3 separate regions of the Homo sapiens genome follow, and all the other regions are linked to region 2. A link is a contact called in ENCODE Hi-C or POLR2A ChIA-PET data. All regions are on one chromosome and are shown on one strand. The core of a region is the stretch at or near the end of the contact, and the rest is flanking DNA. Distances in the headings are between cores, read along the strand shown.

Evidence for each region. Hi-C counts contacts between places; a loop is a spot of excess contacts on that map. ChIA-PET counts read pairs that join two places held with the same protein, here RNA polymerase II (POLR2A). Pooled maps may share reads with other maps.
Region 1: a map of HepG2 shows a loop between it and region 2 (9-fold over the local background). The contact joins the promoter of GMPR here to the promoter of DEK in region 2. A Hi-C loop is called at or near these places in 1 of 168 maps with a recorded cell type or tissue (HepG2), 2 of 37 single-sample maps with no recorded cell type and 4 of 50 pooled maps. POLR2A ChIA-PET finds 5 or more read pairs at or near these places in 1 of 52 experiments (AG04449).
Region 3: a loop to region 2 is called in a map of breast epithelium, with 31 times the contacts of the local background. The contact joins the promoter of CDKAL1 here to the promoter of DEK in region 2. A Hi-C loop is called at or near these places in 1 of 168 maps with a recorded cell type or tissue (breast epithelium), 1 of 37 single-sample maps with no recorded cell type and 10 of 50 pooled maps.

The regions. Positions count from the first base shown.
Region 1 is chr6:16,237,303-16,240,271 of GRCh38, reverse strand. It overlaps GMPR (guanosine monophosphate reductase), which reads right to left and starts at 1,685. Exons shown (of 9, transcript NM_006877.4): 1 at 1,492-1,685. The coding sequence starts at 1,578. RefSeq lists silencers at 1,583-1,682, 1,803-1,902.
Region 2 is chr6:18,263,058-18,265,874 of GRCh38, reverse strand. DEK (DEK proto-oncogene) reads left to right here and starts at 1,345. Exons shown (of 11, transcript NM_003472.4): 1 at 1,345-1,490; 2 at 1,879-2,032. The coding sequence starts at 1,888. It overlaps LOC124901270 (a long non-coding RNA gene), which reads right to left and starts at 1,343. Exons shown (of 2, transcript XR_007059486.1): 1 at 798-1,343; 2 at 1-145. RefSeq lists silencers at 985-1,264, 1,305-1,664, 1,725-1,784 and an enhancer at 1,670-2,221.
Region 3 is chr6:20,532,978-20,535,969 of GRCh38, reverse strand. It overlaps CDKAL1 (CDKAL1 threonylcarbamoyladenosine tRNA methylthiotransferase), which reads right to left and starts at 1,513. Exons shown (of 16, transcript NM_017774.3): 1 at 1,396-1,513; 2 at 576-619. RefSeq lists enhancers at 1,315-1,394, 1,425-1,584.

The DNA of each region.
Region 1 (2,969 bases), core at 436-2,935, 2.0 Mb after region 2:
TGAGCTACTGTGCCTGGCCCTATTACATTAATGTTCAATATTTTACCTTCTCAACATGTTTTCTGGTTCAGAAAATAGGTATATCTTTGTTTTGAACATCCAATTTTCTGAAAAATGAGTTTCTCTCTTCTAAATACATTTTGAATATTTAAAGAATATTGAGGCCACCAAATTATTAGCACATCCAGAATCCCCCTATTTCATCTTGGTCTTGCCTTAGGAATTGGCTACAGCTCATGCTTCCAGAGGCCCAGGCCTGCCCTCCAAACTGTTTTTGTTCCAAGAGAGGCCCCCTCTTTAGCACCTGAAAGGTCATGAGGGACAGGCACAGGGTCACCCAATCTGGGGCGATAAGTTTTAATCATTCCTCCCCTACGTCCTCCAGTCCTGCCGGGCTCCAAACCAGCCAATGCTGCTGCTTACAGAAGGCCACTTGGTTTAGTCATTGGCTAACGCGGAGGCTTCCCCAATCCAAGCAAGCCCTCGGCTGGCAGCCCCAGGCACTGCAGTTAGGCCTGGCACCGGAGTGGGCAGCGGACTTCTTTGCTGAGGGGATTTATTTATGGTCTTGTTTGTGGAGCTGAGTGGACGGAGCTGTGCAGGTTGGCCCAGCCTCCTCGTGTTTACTCCTTCAGCCCCAGCCTTCAACCGTGTCCGGTTTCCTCACCTTCCTCTCCAGCTCTCAGCAAAGCCAGTCACCAGCGCACACCACCCCGGGGCACTCTGCCTTTCAGGCAACTAGTTTATCCTTCAGGGACTGGCCTCCCTTCCCCCAGCCTCAGGCTATTTCCAGTCCGGTCTCCACCTGTTCCTTAGGATTTGAGGACATCCAGGCAGAACCAGGGAAATGCCCGAGGCTTCCAATTCGCCCCCACCTCTCTCACCCCAAAGCTTTCGAAACTCTTCTCCAGGGCTAGGCTGGGACCGCGGGCTGTCCAGTACCGCTGAGTCCCCAAGCCCCACTGCCAGCAAGGCCGCCAAACTCAGAAAGGAAACCCTGAACTTGTGCCCTGGGTTCTGGTTTTTCAGACGCGTTCACGAAGTTCCACCGCTGGACCCGAAGCGAAAGCAGCAGCAATTATCAGCACTAGGAGACGCAGCCAAAAATCACCGGGATCTGCAGTTGTTTTTCTCGTCCTCTCTCCCCTAGCTCCAGTTTCCTTTTCTTGCTATAAGCGCCCTCGTACCCCTATTCCTTCTAAACCAACTGGCCACTGGATCTCGCTCATCTGTGGTCGAGTTTCACTGTGAACTTCCCCTAGGCCACCCAACGGGACCGACGTGTAGAGAATTTCATGGGCCCCCGTATCACCGCCCTTAAAGACACCTCACGTCCTGGCAGGTGCTGGGGCGCGGGAACGGGGGCGCAGCGCCCCAGTCTCAAACACCAAAGCAGGCAGGGTAACCCGGTGCCACCCCCTTCCACCCACTTGCCCCGCGCCACCCGGAAAAAAAAATCCCACCCCACTGCGACTTCCGAACGTCCCCCACCTCGGCTCGGCTCTTGAGGCTGCTCCGCTTAGGTCGGAGCAGGACATCCTTGAAGTCGAGCTTGAGGTCCGCATCTATGCGGGGCATGGTGCAGCGGCTCCTGGCTGCGGCGGCGGCGACGGCGGGGCGGGGGCGCCTGCGCGGGGCGGCGCGGGGAGCGCCGGGGCTGCTGTGCCGCGGCCGGGAGCTGGCGTGGGCCGGGTGCGCACGCCGCGGTCTTAAACACGCCCCGCCGACCCGCGGTCACGCTTGGCCCGCCCCGGGCACCGCCTCCGCCTCAGGCAGGGGTTGAGAGGCAGACTGGTTAGGGACAGATTGGCGGCGAAGCCCTTCCTCCTCGCGCCGCCGCCCCCGTCCTTCCCCCTCAGGTGTACAGCCCGTGGCAGTGACCGAATGGGGACGGGGGAGGGAAATGCGCACCGTTCTGTTTGTCCCCAGGGTCCCCGATGGAGAGGGGACTTAGCGTGTGGCTGCCTTATCCAAGGGAAAAGTCGCTCCCTGAGAGCTTTTACTTTTTTTTTTTTTTTTTTGAGACAGTCTCACTGTCGCTCAGGCTGGAGTGAGTGGCGCTATCGCCGCTCATCGCAGCCTCGACTTCCTGGGCTCAAACGATTCTCATGCCTCAGCCTCCTCGAGTACAGGCGCACGCCGCCACACCCAGCTTATTTTAAAAATTATTTCCTAGAGGCGGGGTTTCACCATATTGCCCAAGCTGGTCTCGAGCCCCTGACCTCAAGTGATCCGCCTGCCTCGGCCTCCCAAAGTGCTGGGATTACAGGCGTGAGCCACCGTGCCCGGCGGATTCTCCTTTTTTAAAATTCAAGCCCGGTGTGCTCACCCAGTGTTGAGGAGCACGTCTCTCACTTGCCAAAGAACCAGAAACCCCAGGGAGGTTGTATAGAATTAAGGAAAAGAACGTGGGCAGTTAACTGTTTAGCTGTACTGGGATTGTGGAGGCCATGATTCCCTTTGGACTTGTTGTTAAGAGACAAGGTCTCACTGTGTTGCCCAGGCTGGTCTTGAACTACTGGGTTCAAGCAATCCTCCCGCCTCAGCTTCCCAGTGTTGGGACTACTGGCGTGAGCCACTGCGCCCAGCCTGGATTTCAGGATTTTTGTTTAAGAAAAACAGTGAGGTCTGTAGTCGACGCAGATCCTGAGATTTGAGGAGCCTGAGTCCCCTCTGAGGGTTACCAGTGATGTGAGTTCGAGGGGTTACCAGTGATGTGAGTTCATTGATTCACTTATTGACCTTACCGACCTTTTATTATACATTTGAAATGTGCTGCCGGGCTTCATGCATCATCTCATTCACTCTCAGAACAACCCAATGAAGAAAGAGCCATTTCACAGATAAGGAAAAACGAGGCTTCTATAAATGAAATAACTTGCCTAAGGCCGCAGAAAAATTCAATATAAATTTCTCAGTCCTTAAAACTTGCTACAACTATTCACTGAAGCTGCTTTTGTCCTGGAACA
Region 2 (2,817 bases), core at 96-2,595:
GGACAACCCCCCTGCAGAAAGGAGCAACCCACTTCAGGTCTCAGGAGAGCTGTTCTGTCCCTCAGTGAAGCTCCTGTCCACCTTGCTCACCCTCCAGTTGTTTGCGTGCCTCACTCTTCCTGGACACAGGACCAGAACTCAGGACCTGCCAAATGGTAGGATTGAAAGAGCTGTAACACAAATAGGGGTGAAACACAACCCCCCACTCCCAACCACGTTGCAGGCAGCAAGAAGGAGAGATGAGCTGTGGAGTGTGGATAGGATTTGAGTGGGATAAATAGTGTGGAAAATGGCATACCGTTTGAGGGTAGAAATGACACTATTCGCGTATGTTTTGGAAGGGGAACAAAAGGAAAAGGGAAGATTCAAAGGAAATGTCTAATTTTTGTCCTGCAACCCAGAGTCCAGGCAAATTTCACTGATCACATTTCTATTAAGTCCACTGAGTACAAGGATCCTTCAGGTGAGCTAGTGGTTGAAGAGTTGGGAGAAAATAAAGGAAATCACATACAAAAGAAGGCAGCATTGAGCAGGGAAGATACTGCTTTGAGTGTCTGCAGTGTTGAATGTGTAAAAAGCATCTGCATAGATGACCTAGAACTCTGGGAGAAGGGTCTGGACCCGGCCAAATAACATATTTCCTCTATTATAAAACAGAGAGTGTGTGTGAGAGAGGAGAGGAGAAGGAATGGGGTGGGAGGGAGCCTCTCCCCTTATATTTACAGGGGTGTAAATCTATGTGGCTGGCTATGTGAACCTTTAACGTGGCAGGTAGGATCTTTTTCCTTTCGGTGCACCTTACAAGCGATGCGGTCCTCAGAAATACAGATTTGGGAGTTATCTATCACCCAGCATGATTTCTGGAGCATTGATGAGACCGCTGATTAATTCTCCTCCGCCTCAGAGTAACACTGTCGATAGCGACTTCGGAGATCTCTAAACTTCTTTACCGCGCCCGCCGCGCCCCTCCGCGGCCCGGGACTGCTCATCATCTTTTCCAGGAAGCGACCGTGGAAACAATAAACACGCAGGCCCCCTAGCGTCCTTCCGTTCCGCGCTGCCAGGCCGCCTCGCCTCCCGCTCCCGCCCGCCCCGCGGGACACAGCCCGCCCGCACTCCGGGGCCCGAGCGCCGACCACACTCCAGGCGCAGCCGGGGAGAGCCCCGCGCGCGCATCCCTCCGCCCGCGGCCGAGGCGACCCCTCGCGGTCCCGCCCGCCCGAGCTTCCCGCGGAGGCACCCGGCCGCCCCGCCTCCCCCGCCCCGCGCCCGCCAACTCCCAGCTCGCGGCCCTGATTGGTCGCCGCATTCCCGCTCTCCTTCCCGAACCGCCATTTTGAAAATCTTGTTGATTCTGGGGAGCCGAGCGCGCGGCGCGAGCGTCACGCCAGACAGCGGCCCGCGCGCCTTCTCCTCGGCGTCGGCCGCCGCCGCCTCCCAGAACCTCCTCGTGCCCTCGCGTGCCAGGCCCGCGGCGGCCGAAATCCGCGGTAAGGGCTGCTTCGGGACGCCGGAGGCCCGGTCGCCCCTGCCGCGGCCGACGGGGGAGGGACGCGGCCATTTGGACGGCGGCCTGGGGCGGGGGAGGGGACGTGGAGGGCCGGCAGCTCGGGCCGGGCCGGGAACAGCGCAGGCCGGGCGGGCGCGCGCGCACGCGGGGCAGCGGGCGCGGTTTCCCGCCTCGGGAATCCCTGGACGGCGGCGGCGGAGCGGGAGGGAAGCCGCCCCTGGGGACTGAGCGCTGCGGTCCCGGCTATGGGAGGAGGCAACTTTCAGGGCAGGTGTCCCGCGGGAAGGGTAGCATCATTCAGGGTGGCCGCCCGGTCCTGCCTGCGGGAGTAGGAGGACCGAGACGTCCGGCTTTCTTCCCGCATGCAGGTTCACAGCATGTCCGCCTCGGCCCCTGCTGCGGAGGGGGAGGGAACCCCCACCCAGCCCGCGTCCGAGAAAGAACCCGAAATGCCCGGTCCCAGAGAGGAGAGCGAGGAGGAAGAGGACGAGGACGACGAGGAGGAGGAGGAGGAGGAAAAAGGTGGGGGGAGTCGCATCCCAACTGATGAATTTTTCAGACCGAAGTTTTTTTGTATTTTTCACCCAGGAAACAGTTTTCTTGCTCTTTTGGTGTTTAGAGGCGTGAAGTCGGAGTGATTTTCAGCGAGAATGTGTGCACAATTTATCTGCTTTTGTTTTGAGCGATGGCGTAGAATTGACTTTGTGTATTCCGGTTTTTAAAGTATTTGTTAGCGTGGTAGAGATGTATTGGAGTGCAGCCGACTTCTCGTCCGCTCTAAACGTTCGTTAACATTTCATCATTTGACGGGAAGTTTGTAGGTCTTGGATTTGATTTTTTTTTTTACCTGTGTGTGTGCACCTTTGAAGTTGCTAAGTGGATGTTCTAATTTTGTCCTTTTCATTACACATCTTTTGCCTTTTGAAGTTATTGTAAGGTCTTGGTGCAGCCCGTTAAGACTGAAGTTATAAGGCTAGACCCGGAAGTATTTGAATACTTTCGAATATTTTTACATTTACCAAAAAGTTTCCCTCCCTGGCAAACAGCGGTGAAAGCTGTTGCTACTTGAGAAAGTAGTTAAAAATGAAGAAAGTGAACTCTGAAAGAAAGTTAAATGTGAGCCCAGCACTGTCTCGGTTTCGAACCTGTGTCTGTTTTAAGGGAGGGCGATATGAGCCCTGATTTGACTGGAGGTGTGAAACGGAAACTTGACTGAATAGAGGAGTGTGCTGCGGCAGTTTATCCAGGATGCATGCAGTGTCTGTTTCAGGTGTACCCGCTTCTTGACATGTTTCCAAACATTTAAA
Region 3 (2,992 bases), core at 264-2,763, 2.3 Mb before region 2:
GCATAGGGAAGCCGTGTCTCAAAAACACACACATACAAATGGCTGATAAGCACATGAAAAGATGTCAACATCATGAGCCATCAGGGAAATGGAAATCCAAACCACAATAATACACCACTTCATACCCATTAGGATGGGTAGAATCAAAAAGACAAATAACTGTTGACAGGCATGTGGATTACATCACCCAGAGGGGAAGAAAAAGAGAACAGAGGTAGGAGAAGGTACAAGACCACGACTTGAGAGACTCCAAATTTAACTGCCAGATAAAGGAAAATCAGCTTATAATGGATTCCAAGAAGCAGCCACCAGACAAGGAAAAAAATCCATGGGCCATGGAAGGCAAATGAAAAGGGCATCTCAAAAAAGTGGACATGGTCAATGCTGGTGAATGAAAATGAAAGGTTAAGTAAAATAAATGAAAATATCTCTTCGATTTAATGCTATGTAAAGCACAATGTTTCCATAACATGATAGTGGCAAATAGCTAAAACATTAGGCTACCTCTCTGCATTTTCTAACATGCAGAAATACGCACAGCACTCAAACATAAAAGGTTTAAAATAAATCAGTACCTTAATTATCTGCAATTAGTCTAAAGTCCTCTTGAAAGATGAGTCTGGAAAATAAAAATTGATTAGGAAAAGTAAGCACCCAAAAAGTTCACAAAACCACTGTAAGGATTCTTTACTTAAAAGGAATCAGACTCCATAAAAGACTGCTTTATACAGCAGGATTAATGATGCTCCATACTACTTGTAACTTCTTACTGATTACAACAGGTGTGCTGACATCTGCCGTGACGGTGATCCAGTGTCTGGCTTTAGTAATAAATGTTGTATTCAGCACCGCAACACGTCTGCATAGTGCGAGTAACCAACCACTACAAAACAGGATTAAGTCAATAAGGTAGATAGACATCCAGATCACGTTCCATCCGAAAGATAACTGTCGTCCCGAGATTCAGAAAAAGGTTTTATGAGCAAAGAAGAACGAAAAGTGAAAAAGCAAGACACCTGCTTTTCTCAATAACTTCTGCTTAAATTCTTAACATACTGATCTGGGAAAGCTATATAACTGCGAAAGCCTTGTCACATCTACAAATTCACTAAGGTATAAAGTGGGAGAACAAATGAAGTTAAACCTGACAATAAGGAACGAGGTGCCTAAAATACTCCTAACTGGAGAGCGGCACCTGAGGCCAACGACCCTATCCTCGCTCCTGGAAGCCCCATCTGCCTCCCAATTCCCCCATCCCAGCTGGCAAATCCCCTTTTAACTGCGAAACAAATTTGCAAACAGCCCAAGAAAAACTGAAACTGGAGAAACAAGGCTTGGCCATAAAAGGAGCTGTGGCCACACTCTGCCCCACATGGACCCATCGGCCACCCTTACCCAGAAGTCGGGAAGTAAAAACCAGTCCAAAGTGAGAAAATCAACCCGCCACTCTCCGGAAGCTGCACAGACTTTAGATGGAGAGCGCCATGACACATACGTCCCGCCACGTTTATTTGCGCATGCTCAGCGACGGTGGCCCGAAGAGATCAAATTACATCATTGCTGAAAGCGCTAGTTCTGGTTTAACTTAGTTTAGGAATGACTACGCTTCAAGTTCCTTTGATTCCAAGAACTAAAATAACAACCCTGAGTCCTCGGGTTCCTAGAAATGCTTAATAGCCAACTTCTCCTAAGCTTTTATGTGTTAGACACTGTGCTAAGTACTTTGCATAAATATTATTCACTATTTATTTATTATTATTATTATTCCCAGTTTACAAAAGAGGACACTGGAAGTTTAAGGACTTAATCTAAGTTACTCTACTAGTCGTGCTGCGCTCTGGGCTGGATCCGATGCTGTCTGACTCCCAAAGAACTTGCTCTTTTCACTGCATTTTACTAGCCTCCTCAATCATTTGTGAAAAGAGGTCTCTTCTTTAATATTAAAAAAACAGGAAGGAAAGGATAAAGGTCAGTTGGTAGGTTTCACTTAATATACATCATTGAGCACCACACAAGTGTTTTTGTTTTTTGTTTTGGAAAACTTAGATGGCAGTTTAGCAGACACCTATGGAAAGAAAATACTTTTATGGAGTACGGATTCTCACCCGCTTTCTCTACATATGTTATCTCACTTTACTATTCGTTACCCAAGACACTGTATTTGACCATGTGTTTACCAGAAGAATATCTTTACTTGAAAAAGTAAAGGTAATAGGAGGCAATAGGCCATGAAGAAGGGTCAGAAATCGTGAGTTTTATGCCTGACTTAGGGTTTCATAGTGATTTGGGGCAATTACTTTGTTTTGCAAATGCCTTTCCTAGTACAATTTCATCTAATTAAAATGCCATCCATCTACTCAAGAGGCTGATGTGGGAGGATCACTTGAGCTCAGAAGTTTGAAAACAGCCTGGGCAACACAGTGAGACCCAGTCTCTAAAATAGATTTAAAAAAAAAAAAAAAAACCACCCTTTTCTCTGTTTATCCATATCCATAAAATAATCTAAACTGTGCCCTGGGGTCCACTGTTGTCTTTACCCACCTAAATTAAAATTGTGTATTTATGTTGCCCTACTTTTTTTTTTTTTTTTTTTTTTTTTTTAGATAGGGTCTTCTTCTGTCACCCAGGCTGGAGTACAGTGTTACCATCACAGCTCACTGCAACCTCTCCCTCCTAGCCTCAAGAGATTCTCATGCCTTAGCCTCCCAAGTAGCTGGGACTACAGGTGCACACCACCATACCCATCTAATTCCATCTCTTTCACTAGACCAAAAGTAGGCCCTGGGTTATCTTCTTGGTTGTAATCGCACTACCTAGCACATAACCTTGTGCCTATGTTTATAGCTTCTCAATAAACATATGTTGAATGAATGAATGAATGAATGAATGACTCCACCCCTTTTCCCCCAAGATCTAGTTGAGTTCAGTAAAAGATATTTTACTGAGTATGTACCCCATGACCACAAGCACTGTGATAGATGCTAGAGCTAAA